Linked DNA regions of Homo sapiens: region 2 is linked to region 1. A link is a loop called in an ENCODE intact Hi-C map of the cell type or tissue named here. Cell type or tissue: heart right ventricle. All regions are shown on one strand. Links, peaks and the distances in the headings refer to the core of each region. The heading gives the core; the rest is flanking DNA. Region 1 overlaps DMGDH (dimethylglycine dehydrogenase). Region 2 holds the start of BHMT (betaine--homocysteine S-methyltransferase).

The links. Peaks named below come from ENCODE experiments on the same cell type or tissue, not always from the same donor. Only the 100,000 strongest peaks of a DNase experiment are listed, where the experiment ranks them.
Region 2: it touches region 1 in a loop (4-fold over the local background); 27 of 110 quality-filtered maps call a loop at or near these places.

The regions. Positions count from the first base shown.
Region 1 is chr5:79,013,262-79,029,137 of GRCh38, reverse strand. It overlaps DMGDH (dimethylglycine dehydrogenase), which reads left to right. Exons shown (of 16, transcript NM_013391.3): 12 at 488-705; 13 at 2,557-2,714; 14 at 4,808-4,867. Among named protein-coding and RNA genes, the nearest start is that of ARSB, 36 kb to the right of the region's middle. RefSeq lists an enhancer at 6,934-7,435. In heart right ventricle, for the core only: a CTCF peak has its summit at 3,980 (motif pointing left); a DNase peak (open chromatin) is centred at 3,877; H3K4me3 peaks cover 525 bases.
Region 2 is chr5:79,103,042-79,118,917 of GRCh38, reverse strand. BHMT (betaine--homocysteine S-methyltransferase) reads right to left here and starts at 7,109. Exons shown (of 8, transcript NM_001713.3): 1 at 7,000-7,109; 2 at 3,019-3,151. The coding sequence starts at 7,032. It overlaps LOC124901012 (a long non-coding RNA gene), which reads left to right. Exons shown (of 2, transcript XR_007058837.1): 2 at 3,620-4,111. RefSeq lists an enhancer at 5,939-6,783. In heart right ventricle, for the core only: a CTCF peak has its summit at 8,856 (motif pointing right); no DNase peak of the experiment used is centred there; H3K27me3 peaks cover 2,748 bases.

The DNA.
Region 1 (15,876 bases), core at 2,306-6,305:
AACTCATCAAGCCATAGAAATTGAAACTAGAGTTTCTGTCTTTTCCTTGTGATTCTCAGAGCAATTACGTGTCTTGTGGCAGGCACATTATTAACCTTTAGCAACATAAGTGTGCCTCCTGTGTACAGGTATTAGAGAAAATTTGGGTTTAAATTAATTTTGCAAGGCTGAATCATTAGTTTAAATGCAAAAGGGCTGTGTCACTATTTAAAAGAATTGTGTGGCAGAGCTCATTAAATTGAAGGATCCTTCTGTACTGTGAAAAATTACCCCCCAAATTTATAAGTGGGTGATTTAAAGAGAATCATCACTTAACATCTCAGGGGCTTGGTTTCCTCAACTTTAAAAATCAGTGTGATTTCATGAAATGACACTCTGGGGACTTTCTGATAACTCTAGACACAAAGCATGTCTTCAGAGAGATAATTTATTACCAAAGTACATTATTCAAGCAATATTTAACACCATGTTCATGACTAAAACGCAGATGGATTGAAGAAGAAGCAGTCAAAGGTGGATATGATGTTGAAATTAAAAACATAACTGATGAGCTTGGAGTTCTTGGAGTTGCTGGGCCACAGGCAAGAAAGGTCCTTCAGAAACTGACCTCTGAAGATCTTAGTGATGATGTTTTCAAGTTTCTTCAAACCAAGTCCTTAAAGGTTTCCAACATTCCTGTCACTGCTATTAGGATATCTTATACTGGTAAGATTGGAAAACAACCTGGACTAAGTCTCTGAAATTTAAAAGGTCAATTTAAAATTTAAAATTTAAAATTAAAAGGTCATGTCACAAGAAATGTGTGAGTGTGTATGCATGTGCACACTCACACTCACTTTTGTCCATGCGACTTTGGAGGAAGATTTTTGTTCTGCCCAGCTCTTATGTCTAGTCTGTCTATTCACTCCTCATCTTGAAAGTGGTTCCACAGATTTCTAGTTGTTGCTCCAGTCCCATCGCTGCCTACCATCTGGAAGGGCAGATAAAAAAAAAGTGGGGGCTGGGTGCAGTGGCTCACACCTGTAATCCCAGCACTTTGGGAGGCTGAGGCGGGCTGATCACCTGAGGTCGGGAGTTCGAGACAAGCCTGACCAACATGGAGAAACCCCGTTTCTACTGAAAATACAAAATTAGCTGGGCGTGGTGGCACATGCCTGTAATCCCAGCTGCTCTGGAGGCTGAGGCAGGAGATTTGCTTGAACTCGGGAGGCGGAGGTTGTATGAGCCAAGATGACACCACTGTACTCCAGCCTGGGCAACAAGAGTGAAACTGCATCTCAAAAAAAAAAAAAAAAAAGAAAAGTGGGGAAGAGGATTGGCTGAAATAGTCGGGCCAGCCAACTCTATTTGTGAACATTCAAGATGGTCTCCTGGAGATAGAATCTCCCATAGAGACCATTTTGAAGGTATCAGGTACCTCTCCTAGAGCATTGCCAACAATCCTTCTTTCCTTCCAGACTGTAAGTTCACTGAGATGTCTTCCTCTAGCACCTAACCTTGCACATGGTAGGTATTTGATACAGAGATGAATGAATGCTCTTCAGTTCCCCAGTGGTGCTCTGGGCTCCCTTCTAAGTTTTTCTAGACCTCCTTGTCTCTCACAGGAGTACTGCATGCCCAGGCATTCATTCAATTATATGTTGCTCCTATTCTGTGGTATCCCATAAAAACACCTTACCATGAGCCCTCCACCTTGGGAAACAGGAGAACACAGAGATTAAAGACCATAGCTCTTTCTCTGGGCTGCTGCTATACCTTTTCCCTGCCCTTCTTCCACCCAACGTTGGCAAATTCTAGAATAAAAAATGAGCAGGGCTGGATGCAGTGGCTCATACCTGTAATCCCAGCACTTTGGGAGGCCAGAGTGGGAGGACTGATTGATTGTCCCAGGAGTTCAGGACCAGCCTGGGCAACATAGTGAGACCCTGTCTCAACAAAAAAACAAGACAAAAAAACAAAACAAGAACACAAAAATAAGCAGGATTTTTTGGGTTACATTTAATTTCTTTTGATTTTTGCCCACAGCTCTGTTGGTGAAGGAAATGACTAGGGAAGAAGTGGGAGGGGGAGAAGTCAGAGACTATGGCTTTCTCACTATGAGGATAACTTGAATAATTCTTAGTTAACTATATTTTTAAGCTTGTGATTTTTGGGCAAGGGGTTGGTTTAAACCTTGAACTCGTTGCCCTGATAAACTGTGCCATGCTAACTATTCACCTAACGTCATTGTCCCAGAAAACAGTCAAGCCTCATTAGAAAGCTGGGGTCCAGGGTGGAGATTAATTCCTGTATTATAGTCTTTCTGTGTCATGACAAGAGGTGTCCTGCATACCACCATCTACATGGGAGTCAGGATCGGCACAAATGCATCTGTGATATGGTGGGCTTCTTTGCAGTGGGGTCTTGTAACTTTTTGTGAGCTGGTCTTTTTAGAGACTGACAATGTCTGTGTTGCATAAGTGGAATTTCTCCTGCTTATATGTGTTCTAGCTAATGCACATTAGATCTAGTGATCATTGTTCTTGCCCTGCTGTGGCACCTGTGGGTTTATTTCAGGTGAGCTGGGTTGGGAGCTGTATCACAGAAGAGAAGATTCTGTGGCGCTGTATGACGCTATCATGAATGCAGGCCAGGAGGAGGGAATCGACAATTTTGGAACCTATGCCATGAATGCCTTACGCCTGGAGAAAGCCTTCAGAGCCTGGGGGTTAGAGGTTTGAAATGCTAGCATCTTTATTAACATTTTATGTTTATTTATCTCATTTTTATATAAGGGCTGGTTTGAACTGCAATAACATTGGTTTTGGCTGTAAGAGAAATTACATATCATTAGATAACTTTATTTCATTAGGGGAAGAGGTTTTTCTCCTTAATTTCTCAAGTGAAAGTTCAGTGGAATTCTGACATATGTTTATTCTGCCTTAATTCATCCTAGTTGGCTGACAGCCCTAGATAACTGTCTTGGACTTTGGGGAGCCGGCTTGCCTCATGGGATTAGAGTAACACTTTTCAAAATCTCTCCTCCTCTGTCATTTTGCCCGTCTTCATTTTCTTCTTATCTTATACCTTTTGGTGAATTAACACTCCTTTCTGAGGGGCAGGGTTGATGGTCCAGAATGTGGTGGTCCAGCCTTCCTCCACCATTAATAATGGTTATTAAGAGTTTCTATTTGTATAGTGCTTTAACCATTTACATATTTTCATATGCATGATTTCATTTTCCTTCTCAACTCTCCATTACCTCTATTTTACGCATAATAACACTGAGACTTAGAGAACCACTTGGTCCAGATTACCTAGTAAGTGGCCAGCCTGTGGTTTAAACTCTGTTCTCCTACTTTATTTCCAATATGGCAGGCTATCCCTGGACCCAGTCACTATTTCAGATTCAGTAGTTGTTTCTTTGGAAGACACTGAGGTTTTAGACCTGAAAGGTAAGATAAGGGATAGTGGTAAAAGATGAACTCAGAGCGGGGACTCTTGGGTTTGAATTTTTCCTCCACCACGCACCAGCTATCTGGCTTAACCCTCCAGAACTTCTGTTTACTTTTCTAAAAAATGGATTTTTTATGCTACAGAATTATCATAGATAGTAGAGAGAGTCTAGGAAGTGCCAAGCACATAATAAAGTGCATTTGATTGAAGGGGAGAGTGTGTTTCAAAGCCCAGGCAGAGACCCAAGGGCATTTAGAGTGCGCAGAAGCAAGTGGGCAAGCTCTCCACGAGAGATCCCCTATTAGGGGATTCTCTAGCTACAACTGGGGACTGAGGCGAGGCTAGGCGCAGGGACAGAAACGGAGGACAGCGCGGTCCCCACACTCTCCGAGGAATGAAGCAGCAGGAGCAGCCCTTTGGGAGTCAGACATTTCTCCATTCTCCTGCCTTTTATTTTCTCAGATTTCCTCTCCCGGCGACCTCCTCTGGAGAGCTTTTCTCCTTCTCCCGTCCCTCCGATTTCCCAGCAGTGCCAGAGCGCCCTCTAGTGTTGGCACTGCAATCCTCTGTGCTTCATTTTTATTTTTTTCTTTGAAGAAATTCTGAAATTTTGAACAGATAAATATAATTTTAGAATAGCTCAAATTGATTAAGAAATATGAGGCAACGTTTTACGTCATATAAAACAAGCGTACTTTCATTTAGTTTATGCAGGTGCTGTGTTGCTTTAAAAGTTTGACTGCTTGTAGGGGGTTTAGACTAGTTCTCTCACTGCGAAGAAAACAACAAAACGAAGAAAGAAACAAAAACCATTAACTTCAGGTCTATTACCAAATATTGGCGTTAGCCCTGACTTGGTAGCTATTACAGTGACTTGGCCACATTTGAAGAGATACAGATTCAAACTCCGCTTATTCCTTTCTCCTCTCCTGAACTCTATCAGCCACCTTCCTACTATCTGCTTTCCCTCCACCTTACCCTGATTCTTGGTGAATTGTAAGATAAGTAAATTGTTTAATAACTTTTCAAAACGTAGTTATGTAAAATTATTGCAGAAAAACATGTGAAAATCTTGTTTCTAGAAGAAACATCACGTACATTCCCTCAGATGTTTATTAAAATGGGAGAGCTGTGGAAACACAGTGAATTTTAGTTTCTATATTTGTTATATTCAAATGACCAGTTTTGCTGAAAGGCTACATCGAATTTTGGATTAAAAAATTGTTTTCAAAACCGGTCTATAGTTTGCCTTTCTTTAGAATCTGTGTTGAAAAATCAAAAAGGGTTCTTTCTCCTAAAAACAAATATGAAAGTGATGTTACCAAAATGACTTGCACTCATCTAAGATTTAAAATGTGTGTTTCCTTTTTAGATGAACTGTGATACAAATCCTTTGGAAGCTGGACTGGAATATTTTGTGAAGTTAAATAAGGTATGTTTACATTCCAAAGTGTGCTTGAAGTAAATCTTAACATTATGATGCTATTTTGTGACAGAGCCATTCTTTAAAATTTAACCAAGTATGGATTATAGGAGAAACAAGGTGAACATAAATACTAGCATTGCTCAATTGTGTCATATTACTCTTTTGTCAACATTTGCTTAGTTCAAACTATTGGAGTGTGCTTACAGATTTAAGATAGCAGAATCCAGCATCTTTAAGGGCTAAATCTAAATTCTAAGATAAAAATTAGTAAGGATAAGAAGATTATCTGTCAGATTCTAGTAGACATTTATGTTGGAAGTGCGCCATGTTGTGTATTTTGCAGTAACTCCTGGTGACTTGGGAAATTGCACATTAGCTGATCAAACATAGTGCATTCATTGATCCTTCTGGATACTCACAGTGTGGAGCAGCCTCACTTCAGCATATCTGTCCATCTGCTTATCAAGCATCTTTGTGGGTAACTGCAACATCTGAATATAAGCAAATAACACGTTTCAAACGTTTTCGGCATAAAATGGGTATTAACTGAGAAGCTAATATAAGCCCAAATAATCATAACCGATAAGACACTCCAAAGGGAACTCCTACATCAGTGGTTCTTAAAATGTAGCCTTCAGACTAACAGCATCAGCCTCATTGGGAGCTTGTTTGAAATGCTAATTCTCAGGTCCCACCCTAGAACTACTAAATCAGAATCTCTGGGAGTCAGGCCAACAAATCTGTTTTAACAACCCCTGCAGGGGATTCTGATGCATCTAAGGTTTGAGAAGCATTACTCTAAATAATTATAGTGGAAAAGCATATCATGAGGCCAATTTATTACAGCCAAGCTCATCTGTACAAGCCTTACAAATATAAATGAGGTTACTCCATTGAGCAGTGCCTAAGAGTTATAATAAAACAACTTAATAGAGCTGGGGTGAGTGGTAGTATTGAAGAATAAGGGCAGCAGCGGCTACTGTTTAGGATATTTGTTAGAACTCCAAAAATAAAATGTCCTGCCCTAGATGGTTGTAAACTAAAGACTGATTTCCCATCCTGTGGAAATACGTGAATACATGTATATGACTCAATCAGGCCAAGGAAACCTTTTTCATGACCCTGTGTCAGTTCCCAAATTCTGAGCTATAATATTAAAATAAAACATGTGTATTTATAGTATGAGATTTTAGGAAAACGAACCTCCTAAAGGGTTTTAAAGGGAATATCTTTCTGTACATTCTCCCCATGGCTTTTATTTTTATGATGTACCATCTGCCTCCAGACCAGAGAAAGCAGGTGCTTGGAATTTGGGCAGACCCTAGCAGCAGATTGCTCCCTCTGATAGCAGAAGCCTTACTTTAGCTGTTTCAAATAAGGTTAAAAATGGCCCAACTCTTGAAAGTGCTAAATTTCTGTTATTGGTCACCAGTAGGTAGATAGATAACTGATTCTTTTGCTTCAGTGTTCGGATATTATTGTTTGGGGATAAGGCATAGATAAATAATCCCTTCGTATTGAAATGGGATTTTCAAATATCTTTTATGATTATTAGCAGGGGTGGATTGTGTCTTTGTTAGTTAAGTTATACAGCCAAATAACCAAAGCTCATCTCAGAACGTAGTTAGTTGTTTAGAAGATACTAATTTTGATTTCTGGCATGTTTTTATAATTTCTGAATTGTTGTTTCTCATTCAAGTGTCACAAAGTTAATTCCTAATGATTTTATAGGGTAAAGGTCCTTGTAGCCCAAGGACCTGGCCCCCAACTGAGCCAGTCTTTTTCAATTATGTCAATTCAAGTGGCTAGTTGGTATTAACCTACTCATAATGATGCTTGCTAATCTCCAAGACAGGTGAATAGATTAGATCAACTTTGGTGGTTTTGTAGCAGTCTATAATGTGAAACGGATGCCTGGAAACCTTATTAACATTACAAACTAAGCTTTGTAACTTGACCATTCAAGTCCTGTGCCTAAAAACCAAAATGTTACCCAAACTAGCTTCATACAACATTTTAAATACTGTAAGCCTATAATTGCTTCGGAAAATCGATGCTATAGGAGAACAGAAGCAACAGCTAATACAGAGAGATATTTATATTTGATACCAAAACAAACACAGCAAAAACCCTGGCATTTTACAATTGTTTGAAATCAGTTATTTCTTTCCCTTCAGAGCAAACATTTAGAATTCTCTGGTTGGCCCTTAGGCATTTACACTATGATCGTTTAAGCCATAATGTGAAGAAAAGGTAGAAGCTGACTGTATCAGAGCTAGATGGGTCCCTGGGGATCAGCTGGTACTCCCCTCCCCCATCTGAAGCAGAGGAAACTGAAGCACAGAGAGGGAAAGTGACCTGGGGGAGGCCACTGCTTTAGCTTAGGTCGAACGCCACCCTCTGACCTCATCGTGGAGCTTTCCCACCCACCACTTTCCCCCACAAAGTCCTTTTCCACAGTGGGCTTATCAGACTTGAAAGACTGCCCAAGAATTTCTCTCTCTGGTAACATATATTGTTTGTATGGACTACCTTTTATTAATAGACACTTCCCCCACATGTTTTTGCTGTAACTAATTTTGTGTTTTATGATAGGATCAGAATAGCTGCTTTGCCCATTTTAAGGAGGAAAATGGCTGGGTGAGCAGATGGGCCATCAGGCCTTATTAGGGTGAATCGTGTTCTTGTCAAAACCTGTCAGCAAGTAGGGAAAAGAACAATGGAGTACTGAAGAACTCTTTCATCACAAAGGGAGACGGCGCAGTGGCCCTTGCTTCCTTCCGTCTTGGAGTTGTTCCAGCCTCCTTCCCCTGCTGTTGGCTTATGTGAAGTTGATACACATGTATCATTCATTCATCCGTTCATCTAGTAGACATTTATTAAGTACCGCTGATTAGACACCTTGCTAACCCATAGATCTAAATGTTAAAGATATACTCCTGATGGCTCTCAGATCTCATGAACCTGGAAACAAATAATATTTCAGGAACTAAAGCTGTAGGGATACGTTCTTAGCCGTAATTGTGAAGATAACCCTTCCGCAAGTGGAGGGCTCTCCAGCCGCATACAACACTGCCATCTTGTGGGAAGTGCTCCGTAGAGCCACTTCAGGAAGCCTTGACCAAAGCTGCGGTAAAAATAATTGAATCTGTACTTTTAAAATCTTCTTAACTAAAAACGCTTCACCTGAAACGACTCATATCATTGTTCTCAATGGTATTTTTGGTATGTTCCAAAGGAAGTAACTTTTGGGAGGAAAATCAGTAGCCTTTGTTTAGTTGGAGATGGAAGAAATGCATTAATCAAGAGCAAAAGGAAAATCAGCTGCCTTTGGATGGAGTCATAGGCATTCCTGGAATTTTCATGGTGGAAATATTGAATTTTTGTCCATTTCTGGAGAACCTCCACGAAGATTCACAGAGACTCAAGTATTAAACGTAATGTGTTGAAGCACATCAGAAGAATTTGTTTTCTATAATATGTTTCTCCCTCTTTTTCTCACTCTCTCCTTCTCCCTCTCTTTCCCTTTTTCTCTCTCCTTCCCCTCTCTCCCCGTGTAGAGCTTCTAACTAGTAGAAACAGAATAAAATGTAATCTCTATTAAACATAAGTTATAAGACAATGTTGATTCTAGAAAATGCAGGGTCTCTTTTGGAAGAAATATTTAAAGCATAACTGTTCGATAACCAAAAACAAAACAACCCAAAAAAGCTGGTAAAGAGGCAAAGCGCTTAGTACCAAGCCTTCCACACCCCAGGTGTTCAGTAAATATTAGCTATTATTAAAACATCAGAGTGCTAAAAACAAAAAAATCCAAGTGGAATCAAACCATTGTTCACAGACAACAAGCTAGAAAGAAATTGTTAATATAGTGGTCAAAGCATCCAATTCTCTTTGGGAAATTTGAGGTAAATGGTAATAAGAATTGAGGAGGCAGAAAATTTTCAGTGATACTTAGCCCTGGCTGGACATTAGAATCATCTGGGGTATGATTCTTTTAAATAATATTTCGCTGTTTAAAATCCCAAGGCCCAGGCTACACCCAAGATCAATTTAAAAAGAAGCTCTTGTAGGGACTCAGGCATCAGTTGTTTTTAATTCCCCAGGTGATTCTGCAGAGATGGAGAATTACTGTCTTCAACCAAAGATTTTCAACTGGCTGAACATATTATCCTGAAGAACTAAAAATTACCTGAACTGAAAGAACTAAAAACTACTCAAGTAGTTCTCAAGGTGTGGTCCACAGACCAGCAGCATCACTGTCACCTGGGACCTGCTAGAAAATTCAAATTGTTGAGTACCATCCCAGACCCCCAAAATCAGAAGCTGCCAGGGTGGAGCCCAACTATCTATCTATCTATCGATCTATCTGTCTATCTAACTATTTTTATTGAGACGGAGTCTTGCCCTATTGCCCAGGCTGGAGTGCAGTGGTGCAATTTTGGCTCACTACAACCTTCGCCTCCCAGGTTCAAGCAATTTTCTTGCCTCAGCCTCCCCAGTAGCTGGTATTACAAGCACCCGCCACCATGCCCAGTTGATTTTTGTATTTTTAGTAGAGACGAGGTTTCACCTTGTTGGCCAGGTTGGTCTTGAACTCCTGACCTCAGGTGATCCACCTGCCTCAGCCTCTCAAAGTGCTAGGATTACAGGCATGAGTCACCGCACTTGGCCCAACAATCTATTCTAATAAGCCCTCCAGGTAGTTTCAATGCAGTTTATTTAAGTACATGGACCTACCCCAAATCAATTAGATTTTCTCTAGGTGTAAGGTCCATGGTTCCTTTTTAAAGCTCCACAGGTGATTTTTTTTTTTTAATGCAGTGAATATTGAGAACCACTGTTTTAGTTCTTATAACTTCATACCAACTTCAGTCTTGAAAGTACATAGGAAAGTAGAAAAACATGTGGATTGGTCAGAGGATGGTGCTATAGAACTGTGGTGGAAAGGATGTAAATTAATAGATCTAGAGCCTATTCCAGCTAGGCTACAGGTTCGTATTCTGCCCCATATCTTTGTTTTTTCTTTTAGAACTGGGTAGTAAGTGAATTTTTTTTAAGTCACCAAATTCTAACTGCGTGGCCCAGGAAAGCCATTTAACTTGATTTTCATGCTGAGATTTTTAATCTGTAAAAGAAGGCTACTTTTGCAAGTCTAAAATCCTATGGAATGCCTCCAACACAGTGGTTGAAGACATTGGTGCCATGTTATCTTTATGAGCCACATAATTGTGTCATCTGAATTAAGCTATCCTTATTCTGTTACCCATTTTCATTGCTGAGTGATAAGGGGAAGGAGAGGAGAAAGGAGGGGAGGGGAAGAGAAGGAAAGGAAGAGGAAAGAAGTAAAACCTAGCTGAAGTGTAGTTGACCATTCCTGAAACACCTGTCAGGATACATTAAACTAAAGCCATTGAATCATTATTTTCATATATATCCAATTTCTGTTATGAAACAGTACTTTGTTTCTACCCTAAGAGCTGAAATGTGAAGTTTAGCTGACTGCTTTCAAATTTGGATATCCATGGAAACCCAGGTCTAGGAATGAATTGAAATAATTTTTAAGATTGCTTTTATTTTTATTATTATTTTAAGTGTATTTGAACATGCAATAATTGACATATTTAAAGTAAGCAATTTGATAAGTTTTAGTACATGATACAGCAGTGAAACCATCACCGCAGTGAAGATAGTAAACCTATCCCTCATCCCCGGGGTGTCCATGCCCCTTTGTGATCCCTACCCGCCACCCTCCCCACAGCCTCACCTACCCCCCAGGCAACAATTTATGTCTGAGACTATAGGTTATTTTGCAATTTTTAAAATAAATGCAAAATCTATAAAAATGGAATCATAGAGTATATACTTTTTTTGTGTGTTAATTCTTTCCCTCGGCATAACTTGAGAGTCATTTGTGTTGTTATGTTTATTAATAGATCATTCCCAGTGGCATCTCATACCTGTAATCCCAGCACTTTGGGAGGTGGAGGTGGAAGGGTTGCCTCAACCCAGGTTTGAAACCAGACTGGGCAACATAGTGAGACTTCCATCTCCACAAAAAATTAGCCGGGCATGGTGACACATGCCTGTAGTCCTAGCTACTTGAGAGGCTGAGGAAGGAGGACTGCTTGAGCCTGGGAGGTCAAGGCTGCAGTGAGTCATGTTTGTGCCACTGCACTCCAGCCAGGGCAACTGAGCAAGGCTCTGCCTCAAAAAAATAATAATAATTCCCTTTTATAGCAGGTAGTATTCCATTGTATGGATATACTACAATTTGTTTGTGTACTCACTCATTGATAAATATTTGGGATGTTTCCAGTTTAGGGCTATTACAAATAAAACTCCAGTAGTCTCTTGGTATACCTGGAGGATTGGTTCTATGACTGCCCAAGGGTACCAAAATTTGCTTGAAGTCCGGCAGTTTGTCTGTGGAAACTGCCTATAGAAAAAGTTGGGTTTTGCATCCTGCAAATACTGTCTTTTTGATCTGCTTGGTTGAAAAAAATGCACATATAAGTGGATCCGTGCAGTTCAAACCTGAGTTGTTCAACAGTCAGCTGACACTGTGAACATTTGTGTACAAGTATTTGTATGAACATAGGCTTTCTTTTCCCTAGGTAAATACCTAGGAGTGAAATGACTGAATAAAATGAAAGTGTATGGTAACTTTGTAAGAAACCGTTTTGCCAAGCTGTGTGCCATTTTATATATTATAGTCCTACCAGCAGTATGTGAAGTTCCAGCTCCTCTACATCCTTGTCAAATACTTTTCATGGTCAGTCTTTTTAACTTTAGCTATTCTAAGAGATATGTAGTGATGTCTCATGATGGTTTTAATTTATTTCCTTAATGTCAAATGATGTTGGACATTTTTTGATGTGCCTCCCTGCCATTTCTATATCTTTTTTTGTGAAATGTCTGGTTAAATCTCTTACCTAGGGTTTGTTTTTTTTAATTGAGTTTTTAAAGTGCTTTCTGTATTCTTTATCAGATACATGCTTTGCAAATTTTTTTCAGATGTCTTGACTTTTCATTTGTCTCATGGTGTCTTTCAAAGAGCCATTTTTAATTTTTGAATTTTAAAGTTCTTATCAATTGTTCTTTTATGAATCATGCTTTTGGTTCATATCTAGGAAATCTTTGCCTAATCCAAAGTCATAAAGATTTTCTGCTATGTTTTCTTCTAGAAGTTTTATTATTTTACTTTTTACATTTAGGTCTATGATCCATTTTTAGTTGATCTTGTATCTGGTATGAGGTATGGACTGAAGTTTTATTTATTTGTACTTGGATAACCAATTGCTTTCAGCACCATTTGTTGAAAAGACTATATATTCTGAATTTCATTGCCTTTATATCTTCGTCAGTATGTTTATATCTTTGTCCATTTGTTTGTAGGTCTATTTCTGGACTCTGTTGTATTCTGTATATCTGTTTATCTTTCCAAATGCCAATACTACAGTGTCTTGATTACTGTTGCTCAAATAAGGTTGTGATAGCCCTGCAACTTTGTTCTCTTTTTTAAAGCTGTTTTGGCTATTCTAGGTCCTTTGAATTTCATTAATTTTAGAATCAGCTTGTCAATGTGTACCAAAAAACCTGCTAGACTTTATTGGAATTGCATTTTATCTACAGGTCAATTCAAGTATTACAATTCATGAACAAGTTCCATCTCTCCATTTATTCAGGTCATCTTTTATTTCTGTCAGGAATCTTTTATAGTTTTCAGTATACAGGTCTTACATATCTTTTAACATATTTATCCTTAAGTATTTCATGTTTTGATACTGTTGTAGATGGTATTTTTAATTTCAATTTTCAGTTGTTTATTGCCAAATTATAGAAATACAATTGGTCTTATATGTTGATCTTATATTTTGGAACTTTGCTCAATCTGCTTAGTGGTTCTAGTAGCATTTTTGTAGATTCCATCAGATTGTCACATGGACAATCATGTTGTATAAAAATAAAGCTTTTCTTTGTCTTTTCTAATTTGGATATCTTTTTTTTCTTTTTCTTGCCTTATATTCCTTTTTTTTTTTGATGGAGTCTCACTCTGTCTCCAGGCTGGAGTGCAGTGGCGCGATCTTGGCTCACTGCAACTTCTGCCTCCCGGGTTCAAGCGATTCTCCTGCCTCAGCCTCCCAAGTAGCTGGGACTACAGACATGCACCACCACACCCAGCTAATTTTTTTTGTATTTTTTTAGTAGAGACGGGGTTTCACCATGTTGGCCAAGATGGGCTTGCCTTATATTCTTGCCTGGAAGTTCTTTATCAAGTTGAAGACATTTGCTTCTATTCCTAGTGTTAACATTTTTAAAAAAGATCAGGAATAGATACTGGATTTTTAGCAAATGATTTTCCACATCTACTGAGATAATCATTTTGTTTGTTTTACTTTGTTATATGGTTTATTACATTTATTAATTTTCTAACATTATGCCAGCCTTTCGTTTTTAGGATAAAACCCACTTGGTGATGATATGTCACCTTTTAAAACATCATTGGATTTTACTGGATAATTTTTAAAAATTTTGCAGCTGTATTCTCCTTACAGCACTTAGAGCTTGCCATTATTTTGTTTATTTTTCCTGTTTTTCTTTTGAACAGAATGTAAGCTTCCTGAGTACAGGTGCTGGCCATACAACATATGTTTTGTTTATTATTTTTATCCCCAACACCCAGCTCAGGGCTGGCACATAGCAGATGCCCAGTAAATATTTTGTTGTTGAAAGTAATGTCAAAAGATGATACTTGAAAAGTCCTGGGCCCTCATTATGAAGAGTCTCATGTGCCAAGCTAAGGAATTTGGAGTGTATCCTGGAGAACCTGGGGAGTGACCCAAGAATTTTGAGTAAGGAGTGACACTCTAGTGATGGGAAACAGATTAAAAGTGAGTTCGTCTGATGACTGGGAGATCATTCTCCTAATTATCAAATAAATCCAGTGGAGAGAAGGCGAAGACTTCAACTAAAGCAGTGGCCATAGGATGGAGAAGAAAGAGCAATGAGTGCTATTTAGAAGGAAGGGTGGATACCACATGAGGGACTGCATGTGAAGGGGTGAGAGGAGGATGTTAATGAACTGTGGATTAACTAGGAAACACAGGTGGAGGGGTGTGGGTGGGAAATTGTCAGGACTTGGGTTGGAGGACTCTGGGGTAGCCAAGCAGAGAGTCCCAGAAGGCATCTGAGCATGTGGGTTTGGAGAGCTTAGCTCTGCAAGTATGGCTTTGGACCCTTCAGATATAGGTGGTCATTGAGGCAGGTGAGTGTTGAGAATCCGTTTTCTATAGCACTCTGCACTTGCCTCTGCCCTGGTACTGACCACGCCTTATATTCCTGACCACCTCCTCAACTTTGAGGACAGAGGCCAAGAATCCTTAGCCTCACCCCTGTGTCTGATCACTAGTGAGGGCTCTGTAAATATTTGTTGAAGGGTTTGAATTGTGACTCTGACATTTACTGATTCTGACTAGATGTATTGCTTAATCTATGAGCATTTCAGTTTTCTCATCTGTAAAATGAAGAAAATGTTCACTCCATAAATTTGTCATAAGTATTAGATGAGATAAAGAACATTTGGTACCTCACTAAGTGTTAGTTCCTTTCCATATTATTGATTTGAATCTAAATAAGTCATTTAGAGTAAAGGAACTATACATGAAATCCTTTTTCTTTTTTTAAGATCCCAGTAAGGAAGATCTTGGGTCCCTATTGAGGCCTCATTTCTTCATGCTTTTAAAATTTCCTTTGATTATTATTTACTTTGCATTTAGGCTTAAGTGCTATGCTTAAAATATCAAATGGGCAATTGTTCTTCACTCTACTCTAGAGAGATGAAATCTATTATGAAAACTCTATATTATAGTTGTTGGCCAAAGCAGTTAAACATAAATCTGATAAAGCCACAGGTCCATTTCACAGTTTTCCTTTGAATCATCAGATTAAAAAACCGAAAAATTAAGTGTTCTCTTTAACATCAAATCTAGTAAGATTTAATATTAAAGACATGTAATGGGGGCTTTAGTTTTGAAAATCTGGTTTGATTTGAACGCTAATTAGCCTGATTACTTGCCTGGCTTAGGAACTATATTTTAGTTATTTTCCCAGGTTTCTATTTTATCCCCCTTTTTTAGTGACTATGGTTCCTGTTCTAGTAATATTAAACATTTTTGAGAAGGAATTTTAACTGGTCAGTAATTTTGGTTAGAAAAATGCTATATGAGTGCTTTCTTTTAAATTGCTAAGGGCAGAGAATGAAAACTACCTGTGTGTGGGAGTGATATGATTTGGATCTGTGTCTGCACCAAATCTCATGCCAAATTGTAATCCCCATTGTTGGAGGTGGAGCCTGGTGGGAGGTGATTGGATCATGGGGGTGGTTTCTCATGAATGATTTAGCAACATCCCCTTTGGTACTGTCCTCACAATAGTGAGTGGGTTCTCATGAGATCTAGTTGTTTAAAAGTATGTAGCACCTCCCTCCTGTCTCTTGCTCCTGCTCCTGCCATGTAAGACATGCCAGCTCCCCCTTTGCCTTCTGCCATGATTGTAAGTTCCCTGAGACCTCCCCAGAAGCAAAGCAGATGCCCACATCTTGCTTCCTGTATAGTCTACAGAACTGTGAGCCAATTAAATCTATTTTCTTTATAAATTACCCAGTCTCAGGCATTTCTTTATAGCAGTGAGAGAACAAACTAATACATAAAAATGGTACAGAGGAGTGGGATATTGCTATAAAGATATCTGAAAATGTGGAAGCAGCTTTGGAACTGGGTAATGGGCAGAGGTTAGAAGGATGTGGAGGGCTCAGAAGAAGACAGGAAGATGAGAGAAGGTTTGAAACTCCCTAGAGATGTGTTGAATCGTTGTGACCTAAATGCTGATAATGATATGGACAGAGATGGCCAAGCTGAGGAGGTCTCAGATGGAAATGAAGAACTTATTGGGAATGGGAATAAAGGTCACTTTTGTTATGCATTAGCAAATAACATGGCTGCATTGTGCTCCTG
Region 2 (15,876 bases), core at 7,133-11,132, 85 kb before region 1:
TCTGTCCAGAAATAACTGACTACAGCACTGCATGGTTGGGCTATGCAGGAAGAAGGGATCATTTCTACCCAGGACATGGGGCAAGGGGGCGAAGGAGGTCCAAAGATGAGGAATCATTTGAGCTGCACTTGGAAGAATTCAATGCTACTGCCAGGCAGAGAAGGTGGGGAAGGGAATTCCATCCAGAGAGAATAGCCTGAGCAAAGATAATAAAGCGGGAACAGGCATGGCATTTGGGGGAATGACAAGTACCTTGAGTGGCTGGAGTTGATGAATCAGGGAAATATATAGTTTTTAAGCAACTGGATGATGTAATTAATACAGTGTTTTCAAAAGATAATTCTGGTAGCATGGTGAAATAAGAATTGGAGCAAGATTTCCAAGCACAGTTCCATGGATGAATACCAAATGGCAAAGTTTGTTTGTTTGTTTGTTTGTTTGTTTGTTTTTTGAGATGGAGTCTCATTCTGTCACCCAGGCTGGAGTGTAGTGGCGTGATCTTGGCTCACTGCAACCTCTGCTTCCTGGGTTCAAGCAATTCTCCTGCCTCAGCCTTCCAAGTAGCTGGGACTACAGGCACCTGCCACCACGCCTGGTAATTTTTTTGTATTTTTAGTAGAGGCAGGGTTTCGCCATGTTGGCCAGGATGGTCTTGAACTACTGACCTCAAGTGATCCGCCCACCTCAGCCTCCCAAAGTGCTAGGATTACAGGCGTGAGGCCTCCAAATGGCAAAGTTTTATCAGCTGGAGGAAATATGGTGGGATTTTTTCCCCATATAGCTAAAAGTATTCAGTTTAAGAAATTATCATTTGTTTTAAAATAGCTGTCCTAAGCTGTGGTTGCCCATTAGATCCCCTGCAAATTAAAATTACGGATTGGAATGTCAAATCCACAGATATTCTGACTTAAATGGTTTGGAGTGAGGCATAGGCATCTTTTTTTTTAAGTTTCCCCAACCCATCTTTGTTTTCAGCCTTGTCAAAAACTGCCATTGTAAGATAGTGGAAAAAAACTCCTTTTATAAAATGACTGTGAAACTTGGATTTCACAAAAACTTGGTTGTTTTCGTTAGGAGAATTAACTGGGCAAAGTAAGAAATCAGCATGCTATTAATATATCAGCTCCTGAAAATTATTTTGAAATTTCAGAGGTTTATGAAATCCAAAGGTCCAGGAGCAACTATATGACAGGCTAGGAAATTACTAGGACACTGAAGTTCTTAGCTCTCAGCGCTAACGCTGGAGATGAGTCTATACTCATCTCTTGTCTCCCAGACGACTAGTAGAGTAGAGTAACTGGAACATAGAAACCTTGGTTTTTGTTTTTAAAGAGATGAATACACAAGTGAAAAAAGCTTTTAAATTTTAGAAAATGCATTTGTAAGCTTGTAGCCAAAGATTTTCCATGATTTTTTAAATCATAGAAAGTTCTCAGTGGGACCTCAAAAGCATCCCTAAATTAGCGGGCTTCAAACTTGTTTTAATTAATAACAGAACCAATGAAAAATATAGGGAGTTCCATATATCAATCAGATAAACCCAGAGCTGCTGTGGCTGGAGAGGGCTGAAAGGCCTATATACTAGGTTTCTGGACACTAGGAATAAATGGTTTATAACTACGAAGTCCACTCACATGGTCCTTGGGTGGAGTTCCAGAGGTTTCATGAAAAAAACCCTGGAAATGTGTGCAAATTGTTATGTATAAATACATTTTACAGTGCAGAAGGTCTATAAAATTTTATCAGATTTTTCCACAGGGCAGTGATCCCAAACAGTTGAAGACAACTCCTCACTCTTGATTATTCATCATGCTTCTAAAACTGCAGTGATTCTCTAAGTATGATCCATCTTAGAGTCACCTGGGGGCAATTATCAGAAAGGCAGATTCCTCAAACTCTTCCAGACCCCGATAACCTGAATTCATTGCTGAATTAAAGCTGCTTCCACTGGGTGCAAGAACCATAACTTTGGGCATAAACTTTAGCAAGAGAATGAGGCTGGTAATTTGAGTATCCTTTCACCTACTTTTTCCTGACCACAAGGTTCCTACTCTAACCCATAATACAATAGGGCTAGTCCCTTTTACTCAATGACGTCGCTTATACTAATTGATTACCTTCATTTTATGGCCTTAACTCCTCATTATATTACTTATTTTAAAATCATAGAAGCTAAATGTACATTGATACATGATTATATATGTACATGGCATAGTTGGAGATTAGCCTTATAGATTTAGCTTGAGAAATGCAAGTTTTTAAAATTCCACAGCAAACTCTAAAAGGTCAAATAAAATTCTGAAGTATTTCTTCAGTTGGGTAAGTTTGCAGCAAAACCATTTGGGGGCAAAATATGACCTGAACCAACATGAAGGTATTGATAAACATGTTTCAATTAGTAAGGGTAGTCATGTATTTTGATGCAAAAATGTATTAATGTGTTTCAATGGGAGCTGCTTCAGGGCCCATTGGGAGTGTTACATAATATGCTACATTTGTACTGTATTAACTTTCTAACATCCCCAGATTCCTGGATTCCAAGATATGTTTGACCCCAAAATGTGGTTTGGACAGGGGATTGTGGGCCTGTAGCATAACCACTCCTTTCTTTTTGCCCAGAACATGAAAAAGTCAGGCCCAGGCATGAGATATATAAAAATGTTGCAGGTGAAGTCCAGCTTGCAGGAAGACTCTTCAGGGGTTTCCATCAATTCTAGCTACCACTCAGTCTAAATTACAAAAGCGCTGCAGATACACAAAATCATTTGCATAAAATAGCTCAAGCGATCCTCCTGCCTCAGCCTCCCAAGTAGCTGGGACTACAGGAGTGCACCACCATGTCCAGCTAATTTTTAAAAAACTTCTGAGAGACTAGGTCTCCCTATGTGCCCAGGCTGGTCTTGAACTCCTGGGCTCAAGTGGTCTTCCCACCTCAGCCTCCTGAGTTGCTGGGATTACAGGCATGAGCCTCCACACCCGGCTCCTTTATGAGAACTTACAATAGAGCTCTGCACCAACCTGCTTCTGGGTGCTCCACAGCAGCTTCAGGAGTCCAGGGTCCTGCCTTTACGTAGCCCCTCTTCTCCAGTGCAAAGACAAACCCTCCATCTCCAATCACAATCTCTCCAGCATTTAAACGTTCTAGGATGCCCTAAAATTACAGATGAGGGAGGAAAAGGAGTTACTTGAGTGTTTAAGATAATTTTCTATTTTTATTACTTTTGCTAACATATTCTTGGAGATGTGTGGTTATTTTAGAATTTTCAGAGAAAAATGTATATTTTATATATACATTTATGGCTATCTATAAGACAAACAACCAGAATGCTCATAAAATAAACATTTGTGTATTCCTTTGTATGTGCTGTGGGTGGGGGGGTCTTTCTTAACACGTTAAAGAGTATTTGAAGAACACCGTGGGAGGTGTGTTTGAAGAACTGTCTGCTGAGGGATTAAATGAAAAGATTTTGTTGTAAAGCCTCAAATCTGCACTTAAGCACAGATTCTTAAAATGGTAAATACTAGTCTTCTTACTCTATCAACAAACTAAAGAGAGGGTTAAAAAATTGTTAAAGAAGTTGAAATGGCATAGAATGCTATTTTTTTTTTTTTTTCTTAGAGACAGCATCTCACTATGTGCCCAGAGGAACTTGAACTCCTGGGCTCAGAAGATCCTCCAGTCTCACCCTCCCCAGCAGCCAAAACTACAGGCTCGTGCCACAGTGCCCAGCAATGCTATTAAGCCATTTTATTTTAAGACTGAAAAGGTGGCCAAATCACTCAAAGACTTCTATCTTTGGTGTTAAAATTCAGTTTCCACAACAGTAGCTATGCTATACAGTCCAGGTTATGAGTGTGCACATGCTGTACTCTATGATGAGAACAAGGAAGAGACAACTAAAGTATTTGTTGAATGATTTTTCAGCCCAATCTCCATACTTATTCCATTTACAATACTGTGCAGTAATCACCCTGGTGTTGTTCTATGGATAACTTTGGAATTAAGTATTTTGAAAGGGTTTTGTGAATTACAAAGTAATTCTCTAGTTTAATAGATTTTTTGTAATTTCAAAGAATCATAGACTTTAAAAATAAATAGTACTCAATTCAATTGAGATCTCTCTCTCATTTCACAAATGAGAAATTAAGACCCAGAGTCCCTGAGTAATTTATACATGGTTTTCCAGATGGGGAGCATAGGGCTTCCTGACTCTTTTATGCTTAAATAACATCTATATTTGATTTCAAATGGGATTGGGGGTGGTGGGACAGCCCTGAAAAAAACTGTATAGTGTAAAGGAATAACTTGGGACGTATTTACCCAGTGTGTTCCACTTACTACCAATAACAGTGGATAAAACAAAAGCTGACATAATAACAAGATTCCAGAAATCTGTGAGAGGCAGTCACAGGATTTTGCATCCCAATTCCTTGCCACCTTCTTAGAACCTCCCTCATTTTCATTCTCTTCCCCTCCACTGCCCCTTCCCATGCCATTTGGACAGCTGGTGCTCAGAGAGAGGAAACAATTGACATTTCACCAGACAGAAGCAAAGTGGTAGGATTATGCTGTGTGTTCCCTAATATACCTTTCAGATCAAAACATTTTCAAGCCATAGTGTTGAAGCCTTGTTATCTTATGGGAGCCCATAAGATAACAAAGCACAACAAAAATATAAATGGCTCACACGTCATTTTGAAATCCAAATATTTGTCATGATTGCAATGTATCTAAATGTCACATCTGAAAACTGCAACTTTGATTATGACCTAATTAACAACAACAATAATATATATATGTATACATATATATAAATATATATATATATATACTACTGCCAGCACAGTTACATAAAAAACATAACAAGGGTCACTTAAATGAGATATGACTTGCTACTAACTTTTATTTGGATAAAATAATTCATGACATTTGGGCAGTTAGCAGCTCCCATTGAACGTGTGTGTTTTCAAATTTTAGTACCACAGCATTTTAATGTGCAGCATAGCTAAGGATCTGATGCTGGGTGGCAGGGTGGGTAGTGGCGATTCAATTACTATGTGGCTCATGCACTTGTTGAGTGGTTACCTCTGGAAATATGATCTCTTACATTCTATTGCATTTTAAAATTATCTAGACTTCAGGATTTTCTGTTCCCAAGCTAAACAGACTTTTTAAAAGGTGGAATGTGCTATGAAAAAAATATACCATTTTGTGAAAAAGTATTACAAAACAGTATATGTAATATCAGCCCATTTTTGTCTAAGAAGTGCATATTTGCCTCAACAACAAACTAGCAGAATATACACCAGAATTTAACAGGCACTGTTCTTTGTGCTTTCCCTCATTGTTTATAATGAACATGTGCAAACTTTGTAACATTTATTTTAATTTTAAACTCAAATGTGTAGACATGTTATTGTCCATATATTGTTTTAACACTGACATATGCACGGAAACAAGTTACTAGGAAACTGTTTTTTCCATCTTACATTCATCTGTTGCTTAGATAATTCTACAAAGATAATTCTTTAAAATGTTAGATTTTCTGAGTTTGAGTTTGGGGAATAAGTTAGACTTACGTGGCTATGAGAATGGGGACAAACAAAAAATATCTATATCTATAGGAATCATCCTTCCCAGTCTCTGTGGACTATTCATTTAGTACATTTAGGGACTGGCGAAATTCTCACCCTCCTTTGACTGGTGATAGTCCATAGTCCTTTGCCATCTCAACACCCACTCATGCCATCAACATGCATCCACGATGCTGCATTTAGAATCTGTAACCGAATTGACCTTCTTCCTTGTGTAGAGGTCTTTTTGATTTGGGAGGCCATCCCTTTAGAAACTGGGCACACCTCAGCTGGTTCTCCAGCAGGGCAGGCACTGGGATGAGAGCTGGACCTTTCTCACTGTCCTTACAGCCCAGAGGATACAGTTGGCCTGGCCCCATCTGCCTCCCTACCATTTTCCGGGGGCCTCTGTCGTGCCAGGCCTGGGACTGGGCATTTGACCAAAAGGTCAAGTTTATTCTCTCCTCCCTCCATCCTTCTCTCTCTCTTCCCACCTGTCCAGTCTCATTCCACGGCAGTCAGTCCATCTATCCATCCGTTCCCCAAATTAGAGGAAGGCCTACCGTCTGGACTGAAAATACCCCTCCCAACAAGCCACTGGGATAGCCAAGAGATGGACTTGTTCATCTGGAGCTGGAATTGGGTTTTACAATTTCATCAACAGCCCTTCCTCAGTATCTTACAGCCACTCTGCCCATTTTTTCTTAAACCATGTTTTCGAGGCTGACATTTCGGATGACATTTTTCTGTCATCACGGACATCAAATTGCCTGTGAAAATCTGCAATCACCCAACCAGCGCCTGGGCCTTGGGTGCAGCGAGAACCCGGCGGGGAGGCGGCCCCGACACCCGCGGTGCAGATCCAGGCGGGAAATGTCGGAGCCAGCGCCGTGCACTCCTCCCTGTTCTGGGCGCGCCGGGTGCAGAGGGCGCTCGCGGCGGCCTCGGACACAGATGCGGAGGGGCTCCGTGGGGACGGGATATCGCGCCTGCGGGGCTAGGAGCAGTATCTCTAGGGAGTTTTCTGGTCTTGGGGTGCCAGATTCAGAAGATATTGGAAGGCTCGGAGTTCTGGGGACACCCAGCCGTCAGGGAGGGCTCAGAGGGTGCCTTTGGGTCTGAGAGGCAAGGATCACATAGATCTGGGGCGCACTCTGGTCCAAGCTGGGCTGGGGCTGGAGGGGACAGAGGCGCTCTGGGGGCGCGCTCTGAACGTGGGGCAGGAGTGGGGAGGCTCAGAGGCGCCTTGGGGTCCTGCTGGAGAAGTTCTGGAAGCACATTCTGGTCTGAGGCTGAGGGAGGGGAGGGAGTAGGAGGATGATGGGTACCAGGCAGGGTCCGAGGGCCCCTCTGCGCTCCCAGAGGCTGGGATACAGAGCAGGTGGGAGGGGAAGGAGAGCGCCCTCGGGTCCCCTGGAGACTCACCTTCTTGGCCTTTTTGCCCCCAACGGGTGGCATCTTCGTGGTGTCCAGACAGGTGGTCGACACGGATGCGGACCGACTAGGCGAGCCTTCCCGCTGCGCAGCCCCGAGCTGCTCCGAGTCCGCAGCCTGCCTCTTTATACCCGCAGTTGGGCGTGGGGAGGGCCTCCCAGCCACCGCGCGGGCCAACACGGACCTTGGGCGGGAACACGCCCACCAGCCCTTCATCAGGCCCGCCTCCTGTTGGGAACCTGGCCTGCCAAGGAGGTAATCCAGATTGTTCACCCAAATGGGTGGAACCACCGAAAAGTAAGATAAGAAAAAGCGAGGTTGCCACTCGCTCAGATTTCAAACCTGCCTAGCGTCCCTTTTGCCTCTTGCACTTTTGCCCCGACCCTGACCGTCCTCTCGCTCACCTGGGATCATGCACCATGGCCCACTTAGGCTGCCAGAGAGGCCTCTGAGAAGTCCATTCGATGCTCAGATATTTGTCAAAGGCCAAGGCGTCAAGATTATGGAATCAGGGGATGAAGTCCTGGAAGATCTTCAGCCTGGAGTGTGATCTCCTGTGTGATATACATCCAGTATAACGGGACACAAATGCGGCTTTAGTAGAGGAGTCCAATACTAACCCTGAATTGGCGGGTATGTTCAAAATGACCTTCTACCCCTATACCCAAACATGCCTTGCAGTTTCTAATAACACAGTAGTTTCTAATAAGAATATGTTTGTAATATTTAACAAGGACAGACTTTTAACATTTATAAATGGAAGCAGAAATGTACTTTGAAGACTTCAAAATTCAGCATGAAAACGATATAAAAACATAGACATTAGAAGAACTGGAGGGAATAGAGATGTTAACAGTAGTTACCTATTGATGGCGGAATTAAGGCTTGTTTTATTTTATTCTTCATGTTTCACTGTATTTTCCAAAATATTTTTATAATGAGAATACATTGATTTTAAAATAATAAAAACATTACTTTAAAAAATGTACAGCATGGCCTGCACGGTGGCTCATGCCAGTAATCCTAGCACTTTGGGAGGGTGAGGCGGGTGGATCACCTGAAGTCAGGAGTTCGAGACCAGCCTGGCCAACATGGTGAAACCCCCGTCTCTGCTAAAAATACAAAAATTAGCCGGGCATGGTGGCAGGCGCCTGTAATCCCAGCTACTCGGGAGGCTGAGGCAGGAGAATCGCTTGAACCCTGGGGGCAGAGGTTGCAGTGAGCCGAGATTGTGCCATTGCACTCCAGCCTGGGCAAAAAGAGTGAAACTCTGTCTCAAAAGAAAAAAAAATGTACAGCATGACAGTAAATAGCCTACAGAACAATGAAATATCTGAAACACAGTTCAGAAAATTTTACCCAAATAAAAGCATGTAAAAAAATTCTGTATGTGGACAAACAACCTCCATTTCAACACATGCAGAGAAGAAAGTTACTGCAACACCTGATGAATTAATACAAATTTAACGGCTAAAGTGACATGTGTTTGAAATACAACTGAGAAAGTAAAAATGTCCTTTTGCTTCTAAGTATGTCAAGTTTAAAATGGAAAAAGAAATGAAAAGGTGAAAGGATATACTGTTATTCAAGTGATCTATTATTTCATTGGCTCCTCCACCCCCAACTGTGATCTGGGGTCAGCAAGAATGAGGCATGAGGTAAAGTCATTCTTCACAGTACCTAGATTAAAAAAAAAAAACACCTTGAAGGCATTGGAGTATCCGAATAGGTAACAGTTTAGTTAGTTAATGCGTTAACTAGTTAAGGTATTCACCTGGTGAGCACTGGTGAGATGAACAGGTCTAGAGTGAGCCCCGCGGTGGCTGCAGGGAGCAGCCGCAGTCGTGGGTATCTGGCACTAGGAGGCGGTATAAGCACTCTAACACTCAATAAAGGCTGAAAGCCGACGTTCCCAATTTCAGTTTCCTCAAAATGTGGCAAAACTTGGGAGAAATTTTAAACTAGTAGCATTAAATTTAGAAGTGAATTATGAATTTTTAATAGGTAATATAGACACATGGCAAAAATTTTACTTTTTTAATCTTTATTTCTCCAAGAACAAACATGGCAAAAAAAATTTAGAAGCCTTTCCCCAGCTGCTGTTGCAGATCAAGTCCCCTCCCTGGAGGTAACCACTATTGCCTGTTAACCGTTCTTCCAGAGGAATTTTATGCATACCTAAGTGTATAGATGTATATAAAAGGATTTGTACTCGAACGTAGGGAATTTTCGTTTTTTAAAAAAATTATCGACTCCCAGCTTTTCCAGAATGATTTATAGGTGCTGTCAAAATATTTTTGTTTTTTCTGGGCCTCTCAATTTGTTGTCCTAACTATCCCATGCCCCCACCCCCAATTAGGTCCATTTAAAAAATTATTCACTTATTTCCATAATAGATGATAATATCCACCATGTATGTAAAAGGCACTAAGCCTTTTACTTACACAACATTATTTACCCCACACAACTCTGTGAGGTGGGTGTCCCCTCTTTGTTCTCAAGAACCACGAAGTTAGGGAGTTAGATGGATCATCAGCATGCTCCCTGAAGTTTCTTTGCCCCATTCCCAGAGAACTAAGTCTGCTTGGATACCACTTAGGAAGTGAGGTTTTTTGCTTGTTTGTTTGTTTTTTTGAGATAGAGTCTCACTCTGTCGCCCAGGCTGGAGTGCAGTGGTGCAATCTCAGCTCACTGCAACCTCTGCCTTCTGGGTTCAAGTGATTCTCCTGCCTCAGCATCCCGAGTAGCTGGGATTACAGGCTGGCGCCACCACACCCGGCTAACTTGTATTTTTTGGTAGAGACGGGGTTTCACCATGTTGGAGAGGCTGGTCTTGAACTCCTGACCCCAGGTGATCCATCCGCCTCGGCCTTCCAAAGTGCTGGGATTACAGGCGTGAGCCACTGCACCTGGCAGGAAGTGAGTTCTGCAATAAACTGTCCTTGGGAGGCTGCCTATGTTCTCTGATCTCTACTGGAGTCAACCAGATGAGGGAGGTCATAAGACTGAAGTCCATGGCTGTGTACAAAGATGTTGGGGGTTAAAAATAAATCCCAAAGAAGAAGAGGAGACTTAGAGCTGGCGATCCACCCCCTTCATTTTACAACCTCAAAAGATACTCGGTTATTGTTCTGTCTCTGACCAGTGCTTTGTTCTATTTGAAATCCTATTTATTCACTCAATAAACATTTAGGTACCATTAATACAATGTTTTAAACCCTATGCTTGGTGCTGGAAGTAAAGGATATCATCTCCTTTTTTTTTTTTTTCAAGGAAGAGATAGAAACCATCTCATATAAGTGCTAAAATGTTCCTTTTACCAATATGTAGATGGAAAAATGTCAGGACTTTTCATTTCCCACTCAACTGGGATCTCTTTTAAAATGAAACTGACTTTTCACAGGCCTTTTTAGACTAAATATGTTTCATTTAGCCTTAAACCATTGAAGATACTTTAACACTGTGTTTAATGATGTTTTATATTTTAGTATGATGTTTAATGATGTTTTAACACTGTGTTTAATGGTGGTTTTACATGTTAACACTGTACAGAACAGTGTTTGCAAACTGCTGATGTGGAAATGGAGCCAGCTTCTGCGTTTCCTTTGGCAAGGCCAGTGTTTTTAAAAAATTGAATGTGAATTCCTTTATGTGGCGCTTCCACCCTTCCCATTTGCTGGTCTGTACCACACCCAGCTGCCCTGCACTCTTCTGGTTCACATATTTACCTTACCTTAAAGGCATTTGGGCTTTCAACTTCTGCTATAAATAGAAGGTATATTTGGGGTTACGGAATACATGTTCCCCCAAGTAGCCCCCAAACCGAAGATTTCATTTGCCTTACATTTTCCTACTGCCACTAACCCCCGTTATTTTTTCTTGCCAGGATGACGATACTAAAAGGTTGATGAGGTGGATTTTCCTTCTAAAACTCTCTTCTGCAGGTGCACAGGTTTTCCTCAGTTTACCTGTCCTGTCCAGCACCCTGTCTATTGCAGTGGCCACATACATGCATTTGTCCCAACACGTTCATGCATAGCCAACCACTGCACAATTACTCCTCTTTAAAGGGTCTTGGTTTCTTCATATGGAAAATTAGAAGTTGAAGCTGGGTGACTTTTCAGATTTGTCTTTGCATTTGGTTTGGCATAAACTTAGAGCACAAAACAGCCTCTTCCCAGGGTGCTTTCATTGCCTTTCCCTTGCCATCAGCGAGCCCTTCCTGAGCCCGGCTCTGACCGTGCCTGTGGCTCCTGCTGGTGCCTCCAACTGCTGCCCATGCTTGAGTTTTTGCCTTTAATTTCCTAGTTCTTAGAGAAACAGCTGAGCTTTTTGTTTTTGCTTGTTATCTCAGAGCTTCCTTCCACCACAGGTGAAAATGCTTCCCTCAGGGCTTGCAGATTAGCCAGCATATCCAGCGTCTCCAGCATCTCCTGGCTTTCCACAGAGGAGTCCTCCAGCTGATATTCTTGTTCATTCTGGACACCTCCAGTTTCCCAGAACTATCCTCTCAGCATGGTAATTGCATCCTGAGTTCCCTTTCTAGCTCTGAAATTTCCTCTCTTCTGCTTTTCCTCAAATGCTTTCTAACAGGATGATTAGCCTGTCACATGCCCTTTTGTGGCTTTTTTTTTTAAGCAGATAACTGTAACTTTATGAGCACTTCCTATGTGGAGTTAGCTGTGCTAAGTGCTTTGTAAGCATTAGTAATCCTTACAATAGCCCTGTGAGGTAGGGATTTGACCAGCCCGATTTTACTGATGACAGTGCTGAGGCCCATGGAGGCCAGATGAGAACTTTCCCAAGATCATGTCAATAGTAAGCACAGAGCTGAGAGAGGACGTCAGCTGGGCCGAATGAAGCCAGAGATCACACTCTTTAGAGTTACTCTATGCTTTCTTTTCAGTAGATTGTTTTTCTCAAAAGCTCCCCAAACTTTTTATAACCTCATCTGACTCATGGACATTCCCACTCACCTGGCCCGACCCAGAGGTCCCTTCTCCTGGTCAGAAGTTCCAATTCATTGGACATACAGTTAGTGACAGACAGAAAATAGTCTGTCCTGACCAGGCTACCCCACCAAATACCCCATGACTTCTGCACTGTGTGTAACCCTTGGGTTGCCTAGTCATTCTGAAATGTTGTTGTTTTTGATAGGCATTGGAAAACAGAAGCACTAAGTTCTGGGAATAGCCATTCAAATCTTAATTTCTATCATCTTTGTGAGCTGCTAATAGATGTCTTAGTTCATCTTTCTCTGTCTTAATAGGAAACGGTTGGAGTGGATGCTATAGGTCCCCTTTTTCCCAGGGGTCTGGTACATGATGTTTAAGTGGTCCATCAGCTCCAGTATGTAGCTCCTGATCTGGGTAGTCATACCCCAGGGACAGCCCTGCGACTTGGTCTCAACCCTGCAGAAGAAAGAAATACACAGCAGCCTGGCGGGTGTGTGGTGTGAGAAGGGAGAGATGGCAACAGAAAGATCAACAGCAACTCAGGGATAGCTGGTTATAGGGGATAGCTGGTTATAGTGGGATGAGATGTGGATTCTAACCCGGGGGAACTTAGACACCAGCACCACACTGAGGAGCTTACATGTGACGGGAAATTCACTACCAGGTTGGAATCCACACCCTGCCACCCCTTTTTTTTCTTACACAAAACATGCTGTTTTCTCATTTCCATTTCCTGATGGTTTGCACATAACTGTACTAGTCAGCTGCATCTGAAGAGGATTTTGTGAGGGCTTTAGCTGGTGCTGATGCTGGAAATCTTTGCCTATGTAAAGCGTTTCTTTGGCGGTAAACTAGTACATGACTTTAGTCTACTTTGAGATTATTATCAGTACATGGCCCCCTGTTGACTTAGAAAAGTAGTGACACATTTCTGACTAGCAAAATGGTCATCACTCAACAGCTTCTGAACTTCAAGAATAGAGGAACATATATTTATTTTTTCAAGTTAATACATGCATATAATAAGAACCCCCAAGTATTAAATAAGGGTATACATAAAAGTAGGGTTCTCTTTGACTTGCATTTTCTCAGCTTCAACTTATTTGGTATTTATAACCTATCCAGCTTAAAGAATTTTTGAAAACAATTAGAATTTCCAAAAACCAGCTTCTGGTGATACCCTACACACCCACCAGAATAACTAAAACAAAAAATATGAAATTTGGGGGGAGGATGGGGAGCAACTGGACTCTCATTAGTGCTGATAGCAGTGTAAATTGGTACACCTGTTTAGAAAAAAAATGTTTGGCAGCATCTATGAGAGCTTCACATATCTGTATCAAATGATTCCACTCCTGGGGGGATAATGTATGCAAATGCTCCCCCTGAAAAACATGCACAAGAATGTTCAAAGCAGCTCATTCATAAATGACCAAGACTGGGAACTACGCAAATAGCCATCAGTAATAGAATAGGTAACTAAGTTGTGGCATATTCACACAATGGAATGCTATATGCAATGAGAATGTATGATTTATAACTACAATATGGATGAATCTCACAAACATAGTATTCACTAAAAGAAGACAGACACAAAAGGGCAATACTGTAAAATTACATTTGTATGAGGTAAAAAGCAGGCAGTACAAAGCTATGCTCTCAGAAGTCTCAATATTGATTATCCCAGGGAAGAGGAGAGTAAATAGAAGGAAATGAGGTGCTGGTAATGTTCTATTTCTTGATCTTACTGCTGTGTACATGACAGTGTTCAGTTTATGAACATTCATCAAGCTGTACATTTGCAACTTGTATACTTTTTTGTATGTATCTTATACCCCAATACAAATTTAAAAGTAAAAATCAAAATGACATGAAACAGCTTCTTGACATTTTATGAATTCCAGGAAAGCCCCAGTTAAATTAAATAAACTAAAAAAACTAACACAAACCAGTCTAGATTTTGAATACCGTCATTTCACTTGTGGTAAGCAACTATTTAGGTAGACAGTGTTAATTCCAATAGTTTCTTTATTATAAAGGTAATCCATTTTGAAAAATAAATTCAGATATATATGAATAAATTCAGATATATCTATATAACCCAATGTTTAAAAGGTCATTAATTGTTAATGAGATGAACTATATAATCATGATCTAGAATAAAAAATAAAAAGGAAAAATTAAAACACTATTTTATATTGCCAGTTTCATTTTATTTTTAAGTGTCTGTTAGAGGAGCATTGCATAATGTATACAAGATTCATTTTTAAAAAGTTAATCTCATTTTAATTAATTAACTAAGTAAGACAGTCATGTGGCTCAAAATTCAAAAGTTAAAAAAGGGTGTCCCGTCCCTCAAGCATCCAATTCCCCCAGTCAACCAAGTTTCAGTTCTTTCATGTTCAGTCAGAAATGTATGTACAAGAAATATGTATAAACACTCTGCCCCCATTGAACCAAGTGGTAGTACAGTAAAAACACTGTCTCCATTTTTTTTTTTTTTTAAGAGGCAGTGTTCAAATCTGTCACTGAGGCTGCTGTGCAGTGGTGCAAACATACCTCACTGCAGCCTCAAACTCCTGGGCTCAAACAATCCTCCTGCCTCAGCCTCTCAAGTAGCTATGATTATAGGTGTGTGCCACTGCATCTGGCTCATTTTTTTTTTTTTTTTTGTAGAGACGGGGTCTCCCTGCATTGCCCAGGATGGACTGGAATTCCTGGCCTGATACGATCCTCCTGCCTTGGCCACTCAAAGTACATCCTTAACACCCCTCTATGGCTGTACATTCAGGTAACTGTGAGAGTTTCAATTTAGTTAACACTATTCATATTCTTCATGTTTGAAACTGCTTCCCTCTCATTGTAAAATGGAAAGTCAATAGTTGCAATTGAAGCAGGAAAGAATGAAGACTCTTATCTTTTTTTTTTTTTTTTGAAAAGATAAAACCAGCCAGGCGTGGTGGCTCATACCTGTAGTCCCAGCACTCTGGGAGGCCGAGGCGGGTGGATCATGAGGCCAGGAGTTCCAGACCAGCCTGGCCAACGTGGTGAAACCCCGTCTCTACTAAAAATACAAAAATTAGCCGGGCGTGGTGGTGTGCGCCTGTAGTCCCAGCTACTCGGGAGGCTGAGGCAGAAGAATCACTTGAACCTGGGAGGCAGAGGTTGCAGTGAGCCAAGGTCGCACCACTGCACTCCAGCCTGGGTGACGAGTGAAACTCCATCTTAAAAAAAAAAAAAAGAAAAAAAGAAAGAAAAATACTGAGCACACAAAACAGACCATAACCATTTCCTCAATTTCTCTCATCAGGAAAAGCTATTCTCCTTGGGCTCTAAAATGCTATATATCTATTTTAGTATTTTATTTGAAAGAAAATGTGGAAAAATAAATTTAGCAGGTTAACAGTTAAATGTAAATACTCTATTTTAAATCAAATCCTCACGATCGTTAAAATTTCTGGAAAATTTAAATGGATTCCCCTCTTCCATTTGTTTTTTTTTACTTCAATGTTCACTAACTTGTAGTCTCACTTATGAACCCATATATGTACTAAATATGATATATATCTCATACACAGGATTAGATTCTAATATAATAACCTCATAGGAGTATTTCTAGTCGAAATATGATGATAAGATATAAGCCCTGTCTCTGAAAGCCCACATCTATTGCAAAGCTGACCATCTATTCTTGGGCAACTTAATAGTTGTAATAATACTAAACATTAATGAGCACTCACTCTGCTCCAGGTACATGGGTTAACTCACCGAATCCTCCCTATGGCCCTAAGAGTAGGTGGAGCTATAATTCCTACAGATGAAGACAGCAAGGAACTTCCTCATGCCAAGTCAGTTGTTCAAAGCACCTAGCTAGAGGTAGCAGGGCTGAGATCTGAACTCAGGCAGTCTGGCC